Linked DNA regions of Homo sapiens: all the other regions are linked to region 3. Evidence: chromatin contacts called from ENCODE Hi-C or POLR2A ChIA-PET data. All regions are on one chromosome and are shown on one strand. Each heading gives the region's core, a stretch centred on a gene start or an enhancer-like site at or near the end of the contact. The rest is flanking DNA. Distances are from core to core; before and after follow the strand shown. Region 1 holds the start of MACROH2A1 (macroH2A.1 histone). Region 2 holds the start of TCF7 (transcription factor 7). Region 3 holds the start of SAR1B (secretion associated Ras related GTPase 1B).

The links. Hi-C counts contacts between places; a loop is a spot of excess contacts on that map. ChIA-PET counts read pairs that join two places held with the same protein, here RNA polymerase II (POLR2A). Pooled maps may share reads with other maps.
Region 1: a loop to region 3 is called in a pooled map, with 6 times the contacts of the local background. The contact joins the promoter of MACROH2A1 here to the promoter of SAR1B in region 3. A Hi-C loop is called at or near these places in 8 of 50 pooled maps. POLR2A ChIA-PET finds 5 or more read pairs at or near these places in 2 of 52 experiments (GM12878 and activated T-cell).
Region 2: a loop to region 3 is called in a pooled map, with 2.6 times the contacts of the local background. The contact joins the promoter of TCF7 here to the promoter of SAR1B in region 3. A Hi-C loop is called at or near these places in 8 of 50 pooled maps. POLR2A ChIA-PET finds 5 or more read pairs at or near these places in 2 of 52 experiments (PC-9 and WTC11).

The regions. Positions count from the first base shown.
Region 1 is chr5:135,397,843-135,401,581 of GRCh38, forward strand. It overlaps MACROH2A1 (macroH2A.1 histone), which reads right to left and starts at 1,389. Exons shown (of 9, transcript NM_138610.3): 1 at 1,220-1,389. RefSeq lists silencers at 725-784, 1,095-1,264, 1,275-1,734 and enhancers at 1,635-2,140, 2,141-2,646.
Region 2 is chr5:134,112,918-134,117,111 of GRCh38, forward strand. It overlaps TCF7 (transcription factor 7), which reads left to right and starts at 1,764. Exons shown (of 10, transcript NM_003202.5): 1 at 1,764-2,238; 2 at 2,404-2,470; 3 at 2,992-3,116. The coding sequence starts at 1,990. It also overlaps a transcript of VDAC1 not described here. RefSeq lists an enhancer at 1,401-1,630 and a silencer at 1,721-1,840.
Region 3 is chr5:134,631,178-134,635,280 of GRCh38, forward strand. SAR1B (secretion associated Ras related GTPase 1B) reads right to left here and starts at 1,651. Exons shown (of 7, transcript NM_016103.4): 1 at 1,551-1,651. It also overlaps the pseudogene RNU6-1311P. RefSeq lists silencers at 1,363-1,472, 1,523-1,572 and an enhancer at 1,546-2,102.

The sequences.
Region 1 (3,739 bases), core at 139-2,638, 770 kb after region 3:
AAACCTAAGACTGTTAAAAAATGCCCGACTCCCTGGAGCAGGGAGCTTTGGAACAAAACACTTCCCTTACCCCCTACTTTAACGGTAAAACCTCAAACCACAAAGGTGGAAGAAAAGAGGGAAGCTAGCAGGAGTGCCCCCTCTAATTGTCTATTCTTATGTGCTGTTTACTGGGTCATTAAAATCTTACAAGGCCTTTATAGTCATTGTAATTGTTGAATTCAAGGTTTGTCCCAGTTGTTTGTACAGAAGTCTCTCACTTTGAAACTCAGAAACATTTCCCCTAACATCTTGTCTAAAAGAACCTTTCAAGCAATGTACTGACCAACTCCTTGAGTGATCTGTGGCCCCTGCAGGAGTGGGGGTAGGGAGCGCCATGTCGCACACCTGTTGTCAGGTGACACTGCCAGCAGCATCCTGCACACTCACCTCCCCACTCCACCCCACCCCCAGCGAGGCTCTTTCCTGCTGGCCTTCTCCACCCGGGGAAGCCTACAGCCTTCCGGAGTTACCTTTTAAAAAAAGCAAACCCTTCCTACCACAAAGCAAACAAAAGGCTGATACCGAGACAATCGGGAGCAGCGGGGGTTCCCGTGGCCCCTCTCCAGCCCATCCTTGGACCACTCCCCAACCCGGTCCCCCGCACCAGCCCGGCTTCAATCCCGCGAGTAGCCCCCGCCTTCCCCTCCCTGCAGATAGCGAGCCAGACGCCTACACCTCGGCCCCCCGGGGCTCGGGCCCGACTTATTGTGCCGGGGCCGGCAACTCGCGGGCCGGCGGGGGCCTCACCAAGTACAACTCTGCTCACAGCAGCTCCCGGGTGCCCAGGCCCAGACTGCCTAGCCAGCGCCGCGGGGCCTCCTGCGGCCTCGGGCCTGGCCCGTGAGCCCGCCCCAGGAAGGGTCGCCAGGGTAGGCGCCAGCACCGCTTTTTTCCCACAAAAGCGCCCAGGCGCGGGCAGGGGGATGCGTTTCGAAGAGAAGTTGGTTTCCAGGTTTCTTTTTTGAACAAAACCAAAGGGAATCCCGCGCGGCCCGACAAGGCCTGGGAGGACGTAGTGCACGCGCGAGGACCCGGCGTGGGCCACACCGAACCCGGCGGCCCGAGCCCGGCCCGCACCACACCGGTGCGCGCCAGGCCGGGCCGCTCCCGGGCACCCGCGGCCGGACCCGAGCGGCGGGGACAGGGAGTGCGGCAAGGGGGCCCGCGCGGCACTTACGCGGCGGCTCGGTGGCGGCGGCGGCAGCTGCAAGGTGTCTCGGCCTGAGCCCTCCTGGCCGCTCGCGCCTTTTCTCTCCGCGCTCCTCGCTGGCCCGCCCGCCTCTTCGCTTCCCGCCCGCGCGGCCCGCGCTCTCCCCCTCCGCCCGGCGCCGCTGCCGAGTGAACTGGAACCAGTCCTCGCGGCCGGCTTCCCACAATGCACAGCGCGCCGCTCGTCACATCCCTTCGCGGCCCCGAGCGTCCGGCCTCCGCGCCCGTGCCGCCCGGCGCCCCGGCCTTGACCCCGGGCCCGCGCCCTACCCGTTGACGCCGGCCGCTCTGCGCCCAGGCACCAGCCCGCACCCCGGACGCGAGGTCTGACCCATGACCCCGGGGACGCCCAGAGCCCAGTCCTTGGGAAGGGCCAGGCCCCTGGAGAGGAGCTTCTTCAGGGCGCGTCCCAGACTCTGCGTCTCGAGTGAACGCCTACTGTGTGCCTGGCTCTGAGCACGGGACTGTCGCTGCCACGGCATCTTTAGGAACCTTCCCACTAACCCAGTGGGAAGGCACAATGGCTGTTACCAGCGATCGCTCTTCCCTCCCCAGTCAATGCCAACTCCCCCCTGCCCCGCCTCAGAGACCCCGCTGTCTTTAGATACAGGCCACCGCCAAGCCCTGGTCTGCCCCAAGATCAATTACTGCGCACCCGGTTCCCCTGGGGTCCTTCAGTTAATCCTCCTCACCCCGAAGTCTGGAACCTGCCTTGCACATGGAAGCGGTTAGCTACTTCGCTTCAGCAAAAGTTCACTTTCGGACCCAAGTTGGGAATTACTAATGTAGACAGTGATTCCTTATCATCACACACGTTTTTTAAAAACTGCGGACAGGCCGAAAGAGGAGGAGCCGCCACAAAGCCCGCCACGTCTTCCTAAATTGGTTTACCGCCTGAAGGCATTGGTGCCCCATCCCGGGTACTTAAATGGGGGCCTGCCCTCTACTCCCCTCCCTCCAAAGTGTGGAGCCGGAAGCCACTTCTCCATCCAGCTGTGAACTAAATTTGGATAATAATACACATCCCTCAGGGTTGATGTGAAGTTTAAAGTGCCGCTACTGGGGATTATGGAGGTAATTAGAGACCCCCACCCCCACCCCCCAGTCCTCAGGCTGCGCGGGAATCGCAGCGGCAGTAACCTCCACCTCACCGGGATGCTTTACACCTTACTTTAAGAGTTTGCAAAACAATGTCCAATACCTGCCATTCATGCATTCGTTAATTCGATTAAGTACTGAGAACGTATTTTGTGTCATACATCGATTTGGGTGCTGGATATGAAACAGCCAAGAGAACAGGCAGAAATCTCTGCCCTCCTGTAGTTTGCAGTCTCGTGGGGGAAAGACAGACAAACGGGAGAATGTGTCAGAGGGTCTCCATGGGGTGGAGAAAAATAAGGCGGAGAAGGGGAATAGGAAGTGTGAGATAAGAGTGAGGCTCAAATACAAGAGAAGGCCTCTATGAGAAAGTAACATTTAAAGCCTGAAGAAATTGAGGGAGCAAGCCGTGTGGATGTCTGGGGAAGAACTGCGCCGAGCATGAGGAATAGCAAGTGCAAAGGCTGGGGTAGGAGTGTGTCCAAAATAGTCAAGACAGAGCGAGTGTGAGGTTGGAGTAGAATGGGTGAAGGGGAAAGTAACAGGAGATGAAGCTGGAAAAATGATGATGCTTATGATGCTTCTGGTCCCAAAACAAAGCATTATGGTTCTATGAGGATCTCCCGAAGAAAAGATGTCAGGAAAGGTGCAGAGACCCTCCCCCACACACCACATTGTTGTTCCATCCTTCTCTGTGCCTTTGGGCAAGGACTCTCCGTTCTGTAGGGACCACCAGGTGGAATTAAAGTCTACACTCCTCCAAGAGCTGATCTTGGGGCGGCCCCACCTCCATGCCCCTCTACAGCGTGCCATTCTCATAGAACACACTAGGACCTTTGTCCTCTGGAGCTGTTCAGTGCAGCAGCTCTGACCTCATCCTTCTCCAGAAGCCTCCACCTTCTCTCCCCTCTCTCCTCCTGCGCTTTGTGTGTCCTGTTCTTCCACTTCGGTGACCTGTCTCCTCCCCTAATCTGGCTCAGAGAGGGGTACCAGCTGCTGCTGCTGCTATTGCTTCTTCTTCTGTTAAAGGTTTTTTATTTTTTTCCAATGACAAAGCTATGCTCATTCTGAAAACATGAAAAATAAAAATGCTCAAAAAATAAAACTCACTCTACATTCATTGCTAGGAGAGAACAGCCTGCTCCCATTCCAGCCTTTTTATCTATATCCACTTAACATTAAACATACAGAGTTTCTACTCTATTTAGTGATTGTCACCTGCACTTTAAACTTAATGGTTCTTTATGAGCATTTTACTGGGTAGTTGTTCTACAATAACATTACTGGAACTGTTTGGGTTTCCCTTGACCCTCTTAAAAATTACTGAGAACCCTGAAGAGCTTTTGTTTTATAGGTTACATCTATCAATATTTGCTTTATTAGAAATAAA
Region 2 (4,194 bases), core at 514-3,013, 520 kb before region 3:
AGGACGTTCCTGCTGAACCAGGGTTCCCTACAAACACATGAGGACCCCTAAAGCCATTGGGTTGGGCAGATCCGGATTCCCTTTCAGCTGTCCCAGAGGAGGCTCACCCTATGCCAGACCCTACCTATAACCTCAGGAGTTGAGGTGGCGGAGGCTCTGAACTCCCGTCCCTGTACCTCTCCCCTCCGGGCAGGGCCGAGCCCCCCCTTCCCCGCCAATCCGGAGCAGATGAGGCGAGACTAAGCGGCAAGCCCACCCTGGGAAGAGGCTGGGGAGACCTAATGGGCAGGGTCCCCCTCATCTCCATCACCAAGCTGAGCACTCGTGCCCATGCCACCCCCCAGCCCCAGCCTGGGGAAAGGAGGAAAAGTGGGCACCCTAGCCCGGAGGTGGCGGGGGAGGGGGGTGTGGGGGCTGGTGTCCGAGACACCCGGCTGGGCGGGCACAGATAGGATCTGAACACAGGGAAGCATGGCCTAGCTCTTTGATCCACAGCCAGCCACGCTGGGCCTGGACCCGGAGGGAGGCACGGCTGTCTTCCGGCCCGGCTTTGCACCGCTGCCAGGGGTCCTGTGGGGCCCTCAGAGGGAGAGGCGTCCAATACCCGGCCCTCCCCCAAATACCCTCTATCCCAACTGCTCTCAGAAGAGGCGTGAGCGTCTACAGTGAACCCAGCACAGAAACCTGCTAGGGGAGCTGCTGTTGACTGCATCGCGATCCAAAGGACCGGCGTCTTTTGTAGATGCAGGGGCTGAGCCAGGCCAAGCGCGCCGTGGAGGCCCGCGTGGACGCAGACCCGGGTGCCATACAGATGCGCTGGAATCCAGGCACTTTCCCGCGCTCCGCAAATCTAGATGTTTCAGCCTGGATCGAGCGAGGGTTAGAGGGTTAGTCAGGCCAGGGTCAACTTCAGAGTCATGGGCTCCCTAAATGCGACTTCTAGGGTTGAGTTGCTGTGGACGAGCGACCCATGTCGGAATCCCGCGCCCACGTGGCTGCCCAAAGTTCCGAGTCTCCGGGCTGCAGGTTCTAGTCACGGAACCGAGTTGGGAGAGTCATAGGGGCTGGGACTTGGAGGATCGGCTGAGGTCCGGTGCTCTTGGCTGTGTTCGCGGCTCGGAGCCGTCGCCTGACTGAGGGGCCCGTCACAGATGTGTGATGTATAAGCTCTGCACGCAACAGGAGCTCAATAAATGTGCGAAGGGGGGTATACTTATGTTCGCACTGTATGCAGGCGGCCTAGAAGGAAGTCCCTGATTGGCACAGGGATGGAGGATGGGGCAAGAGCCGCAACAGCGCCGCGGAGTTCCAACGCTGCCGGTTCCCTGGGGTACGAGCACAGCCTCAAGCAGCCTCAAGCCCTAGGAAGCCCCCAGTTCAAAGCACAGGGCGCATTGGAGCCTGGGCACGATACAGTTCACACCACGGCTGCGATGGTAAGCCACGCCCAAGTCCCAAGGGCCTAGGGGACCCCCGCCCTCCACAGCCGGAGGAGAAACCTGGGCGCAGAAAGCAGGGGGAATATCTGGTTGTAGGTGAGTAAGCGGGGTCAGGAGTTCCCGTTAGAGTCTCTGCGTTTCGGGAGAAGGGTGATCATTCCCAGGCTTGTCCGACGTCTCTCTCAGGGTGCGCTCCGGAAGAGCGAGCCCTTTAAGGCTATGCCGAGTGGGCGCGTCCCGGCCTCTCCCGGGAGAGGAGAGGCGGGGCGGACCTGTGTCCCGCCCCCGGCCCGGCCCGCCCCCAGTGCCCGCCCCGCCCCCGGCACTCGGCCGGCGGCGCCTTTGATGTTCCGACCCGCCAGCTCGCGGAGCCGCTCTGCCCCGCGCCCTAGCCCGCGCCTGCAGCCCGCCCAGGCGGAGTCAGCCCGCGCTCCGCCCGCCGCGATCCGAGCTCGGAGGTTCGGACTCCGGGCTCGCCGCCCCCCGGGCCGGCTCCGCGCCCCGCACTCCCGGCGCCCAGCGCCCCGCGCCCCGGCGGGCGGAGCGCACCATGCCGCAGCTGGACTCCGGCGGGGGCGGCGCGGGCGGCGGCGACGACCTCGGCGCGCCGGACGAGCTGCTGGCCTTCCAGGATGAAGGCGAGGAGCAGGACGACAAGAGCCGCGACAGCGCCGCCGGTCCCGAGCGCGACCTGGCCGAGCTCAAGTCGTCGCTCGTGAACGAGTCCGAGGGCGCGGCCGGCGGCGCAGGGATCCCGGGGGTCCCGGGGGCCGGCGCCGGGGCCCGCGGCGAGGCCGAGGTGAGCCCCCGCCGGCGCCGGCTCCTCCCCCGCGGTCGCCGCGCCGCGCCGCCCCAGTTGCGCGCGGCCCTCGGGGTCTCCAGCGCGCAGAGCGTCCCTGCCCCGGCGTCGGCCCCGACCCCCGCGGTCCCACCGCCCCTCACTCCCCTCCGGTTCTCCCTCCAGGCTCTCGGGCGGGAACACGCTGCGCAGAGACTCTTCCCGGACAAACTTCCAGAGCCCCTGGAGGACGGTGAGTTTCTGCCCGGCCCGGCTTCCCTTCGTCGCGCTCAGGCCCTGGCCTCGGTGGGACGGGGACGCCAAGGACCGCGGGGAGCCGGGTGCCTCCCCCACCGCAGCTCAGGAGGCGGCAGAACCCAGGGGTGGAGAGTGGGGGGCGGGCTTCCCGGGCGCCGCCGGGTCGAGTCACTTCCGGTGCCCTGACCTTTATAGGAGTAAACAGACCCCCGCCATCCCCGCCTCCCCTCCTGCCCAGGTGACTGACTAATCCGCCGCCTTCAGGAGACAGAATTGGCCAAGGTTTCTTGGTTGGAGGGCGGGGGGTGGGAGGTCAAGTAGGGGCCACCTCGGGGAGGCCTGCCCTCCAGGTCCTTCCCCTAAAACTTGGCACTGCCGATACTCCCAGCCCGTTCCTTCCCAAGTCAGGAACTTGCAGGGGACCCCTTGGCAATTCTTTTTCTCTCAAGAGCAGACAGCCTTCAGTCCCAGCCGCTGCCAGGGCTGGTGTGTCTGACCCAGCTGTGGTTTTTCCAGGCCTGAAGGCCCCGGAGTGCACCAGCGGCATGTACAAAGAGACCGTCTACTCCGCCTTCAATCTGCTCATGCATTACCCACCCCCCTCGGGAGCAGGGCAGCACCCCCAGCCGCAGCCCCCGCTGGTAAGTGGACCCCGCAGCCAGTGCCGCCCTGTGCTTGCAGCCTCCTTGACCAGGTAGGTGAGGCACCGGCAAGAGACTTCTGCCTGGAACAAAATAGACGAGACTCCTGTGCTGGTCTTTTCTCCCATACACACCCGGTGGGATCTGAACCAAAAGGAGAACTTTGCTGAAGGAAGGAGGGGCCGCCCTGGGGCACCCCCCTGCCCTCTGCCTCTTGGCTTTTGTCTTCCCAGCTTGCTCATAAGCAGGTGCAGGCTCTGTCCTGGTGCTGGGTGATGCCAGGGTGGGGTCTTCTTAGAGAACTTTTGAGCCGAGACCACCCTTGCTCCTCGCTGCTCTGATCTGAGCTCAGAGCTTTGCAATTAACTTTCTAACTAGCCCAGGAAACCCTGAGCCTCCTTGGCGCTTGGAGGAATGGGCAGGAAAGCTGATCTGTTCAGGTCCCCTGGTTGTGCAGGAGAAACGTGCTGTGTTCGGTCGGCTGTGTCCTGACGGGCGTGAGTGTACCGTTGCCAAAGAAGGACCCTGAACACCATGTGTGGAAAGTGGGTTCTTAGGAAACTGGCTTGGTCTCAGACATACCAGGAAGGGTTGGCAAAGGTGCTACAAATCAGTGATGTTGAGAAGGGACCAGTTTAATTAATTCGTGAATTAAATATTTTTAAGTCCCAGTGCTTTGAAAAGATTTCATGATCTTTACAAACCATGCCCATTGGTACAGATGACCTAAAGTGTGAAGAGCCTATTCTGAGTGTTTTGGAGCAGTACAGCTGCGCTTTTAAAGAAATTCCTATTCGTGTTTCACACTCTCCTCAGTTGGTCCAAGTTGGGGTGAAGGTACGTGGAAGGTTTGGAGGACTGTGGTAAGTGAGTGTTGGGTGTGAATGTAAGCCCAGTGCAGGTGGGGCTGGCAGGCTGGAGGCTCGCATGGCTACAGTGGGGTCACCAGAGGGAGGAGAGTTAAGTGCTAGGCTATTTCAGACCAGGAGTGAAGAGGGTGGTTCTGAGAGCTGCTGCATGCCAAGCCAGTGGGAATGAGAAGACATATAGGCTTCTTTCCAGAAGCCTAGGCTGGAAA
Region 3 (4,103 bases), core at 401-2,900:
GTACAATAATGCAAGTCAAAGGAAGGTTAAAATATACCTTATTTAAACTGCTAATCTTTGTAATTACTGACAGTGCATCTCTGACATTTCTAAAATGAAGACACCTTCCTTTTCTACAAACTCAGAAAATGCCAATGAACTATCTTAACATTTTTTAAGTTCAAAACATTTTGGTGACAGACACAAGTCTACTGAAAGGTATAATAGTAGATAATCATGTTGCTTTGCTATACTGGCACCACCATTTATTTGTCATCTGTAAAATGACAGCTAGTGCCTTACTCATAGTAGTCAATAAATGTTCCTTTTCTTTCCTTCTTTCATTGTTTCAATGTGACCTACTCTTCACTGATACTTTAACACGGAATATAGGACGTCTTCAAAGACACTTAGTAATATAGAGGCTGATGTAAGAACACACAAATAAATAATACTATGTTTAATTTTTCAAGTTAAAAGGACTTCTTCACCTCATTTTGTCCACTGTACCAAACACCTTAAATTGCTGACGAATTTGGTTCTTTCAGCTAACAATGTCAAAGTTTTAGCTGTTTTAAAACAAATCTTCTTGGAAAAGCTTCAACACCTTAAAAATCAGTACAGTGGCCCACTGAGGTGGCTCATGCCTTTAATCCCAGCACTTTGGGAGGCCGAGGCGAGCAGATCACCTGAGGTCAGGAGTTGGAGACCAGACTGGCCAACATAGAGAAATCCCATCTCTACTAAAAATAGAAAAGTTAGACCGGATGCGGTGGCTCACGCCTATAATCCCAGCACTTTGGGAGGCCGAGGCAGGCGGATCACGAGGTCAGGAGATAAGAGACCATCCTGGCTAACACGGTGAAACCCCATCTCTACTAAAAAATACAAAAAAATTAGCGGTGCGTGGTGGCGGGCACCTGTAGTCCCAGCTACTCGGGAGGCTGAGGCAGGAGAATGGCGTGAACCCGGGAGGCGGAGCTTGCAGTAAGCCGAGATCGTGCCACTTCACTCCAGCCTGGGCGACAAGAGGGAAACTCTGTCTCAAAACAACAACAAAAATTTAAAAAATTAAAACAAAAATCAGTACAGTTTTCTCAACAGTGTATCTTTTTTCCACTTAACTGGGACTTTGGGCTACGGAAAACGTTAACCAGTACTAGTAAGGAAGCTCAATTTGCCTCTACACTAATTGGGAGCGCTGAAAACACCAGGCCGTGTCACAGCCTCTTCAGCTGTCAGTGAGACCCGCCACCTTCACCTTACCAGGTAAGGAAACTGAGGCCCAGGGGAAGGAAGGGGCTTGCCTGCAGCCACCTCGTTCTTTCCTGAAAAGACCAAGCGTCTGACAGCAGCAGTGTTCTGCCTCGAGGGCTATCAGACGGCCCCGCGGAGCATGGATGAGACCTGTCCTCCCTCGCGCCGCCTAACCCCGGGGTGAAAAACAGGCGCCCCTTCACGCAGTGCCACAGGCAGGGACTCAGAGTAGGTCTTGGCCCTAAAAGTGCGCCTTCTAGGGGATCCATAGCTGCTGCCCACCGGTCCTCCCAGAAGGAGGGGCTGTCACTCACCTGCGACTGGAGGGAACGCAATCCCCTACTTGGCGTTGGCCGTACACCAGGAGACCGAACTGCAAAGCGCGATGGCTGCCGTGGCCCCAGTTCGCATCAGCCCCTTCCGGGCCGGCGGGTGCCTCACTAGCGACAGTCCGCAGGACCGCGTCGCCGAGCGCCCTAGGTTCCGCCTCCTGGCAGTCTTGCCGCCAATTCCCCAGTTGAGCGAGGCTGCTCGCAACCCCTAACACCGCCTGGGTCTCCCAGCCGCCTGGTCTCCCCACACCCGCCCGCCCGAAGGGATTTTAGGGGCCTGCGTGCCGAGAAAGGAACACCCCATGCCTCCCTAGGGGAAATTACTTTTGGCATTTTTTTTTTTTGAGACGTTGTCTCGCTCTGTCTCCCAGGCTGGGGTGCAGTGGCACGATCTCGGCTCACTGCAGCCTCCACCCCCTGGATTCAAGAGATTCTCCTACCTCAGCCTCCCCAGTAGCGGGGACTACAGGCACCCGCCACCACTGTCCGGCTAATTTTTTTTTTTTTTGAAACGGAGCCTCGATTTTGTCGCCCAGGCTGGAGTGCAATGGCGCGATCTCAGCTCACTGTAACCTCCGCCTCCCGGGTTCAAGCGATTCTTCTACCTCAGCCTCCTGAGTAGCTGGGAGCACAGGCGCGCACCACCATGCCCGGCTAATTTTTGTATTTTTAGTAGAGACGGGGTTTCACCATGTTGGCCAGGCTGGTCTCGAACTCTTGACCTAAAGTGAACCGCCCGCCTCGGCCTCCCAAAGTGCTAGGATTACAGGCGTGAGCCACTGCGCCCGGCTAATTTTTGTATTTTTAGTAGAGACCGGGTTTCATCATGTTGGCCAGGCTGGTCTCAAACTCCCTAGCATAAGTGATCCACCTGCCTCAGCCTCCCAAAGTGCTGGGATCACCACCGCGCCCTGCCTAAAATACATTTTCAAAGTACACGTGCTTATTGAATTCATTTTTTTTTCTTTTTTTGTTATTTGTGCTTATTGAATTCACCAGTGATTTACACAATGTAGCTACGTACCAGATAATGTGTTGGATGCTGGTTATTCAGCTTTTATTCAGCTGGTTATTCAGTTGTTTTATAGACGGTCTTGGCCAGGCGCGGTGGTTCACACCTGTAATCTCAGCACTTTGGGAGGTCAAGGTGGGTGAATCACCTGAGGTTAGAGTTCAAGACCAGCCTGGCCAACATGGTGAAACCCCATCTCTACAAAAATACGAAAATTACCCAGGCATGATGGCAGGTGCCTGTAACGCCAGCTACTCGGTAGGCCGAGGCAGGAGAATTGCTTGAACCCGGGAGGTGGAGGTTGCAGTGAGCCGAGATTGCACCATTGCACTCTAGCCTGGGCGACAGAGCGAGACTCTGTCTCCGTCTCAAAAAATAAATAAATTAATTAAATTAAAAATAAATTTAAAAATTATATATATATATAGACGGTCTTGCTCTTTCTCCCAGGCTGGAGTCCAGTGGTGCTATCATAGCTCACTGCAGCCTCAATCTCTTGGGCTCAAGGAATCCTCCCATGTAGCTGGGACCACAGGCGTGTGCCACCAGGCCCAGCTAATATTTGAATTGTTTTGTAGAGATAGGGGTCTCATTATGTTGCCCACGCTGATCTTGAACTCCCGGGCTTAAGCGATCCTCCGGCCTCTGCCTCCCAAAGTGCTGAGATTACAGGAGTGTAGTCAGATAGTCAGCATTTTTTTTTTTGGAGGCGGAGTCTCACTCTGTCGCCCAGGCTGGAGTGCAATGGTGCGAGCTTGAGCTCTGCTCACTGCACCTCCGCCTCTCAGGTTCAAGCAATTCTCCTGCCTCAACCTCCCAAGTAGCTGGGATTACAGGCGCAGTCCACCATGCCTGGCCAATTTTTTGTGTTTTAGTAGAGACAGGGTTTCATGGTGTTGCCCAGGCTGGTCACACCCGACTAATTTTTTGTATTTTATTAGAGATGGGGTTTCACCGTGTTGCCCAGCCTGGTCTTGAATGCCTGAGCTCAGGCAATCCACCTGCCTTGGCCTCCCAAAGTGCTAGGATTACAGTTGTGAGCCACTGCACCTGGCCGTAGTCAGCCTTTTTGTATGTTTGTTTTACTATGGAACAGTTCATGAATTTGCCTATCATCCTTGTGCAGGGGCCATGCTAATCTTCTCTGTATCATTTCAGTTTTAGTATATGTGCTGCCAAAGAGAGCACACAGGTATTCAGCTTTAAACAAGACTGTTTTGACACCAATGTTCTTTTCTAATGGATTGGCATTGCCTTCTTTAAATGCATCAAGAGCTGTTTAGGGATTCTCAGCAAAGCCTATCATTGGCTCTGCTGGATCTCCTCTTTCTGCTCCAGCCTCAGGAAGTGCTTCACTCCATGCGCTCTCCCTTGACACTAGGGTTTCCCTCCGCCAGAAAAGCTTCTACCCACCTCTGCATTTCACCCGGCTAACTCCTACACACTTTTCAGGTCTCAACTCTTCAGGTCTTCCTCTCATCAAGGCCTTCCTCCCAGATTTGGTTAAGTCCTCTGTTACAGAT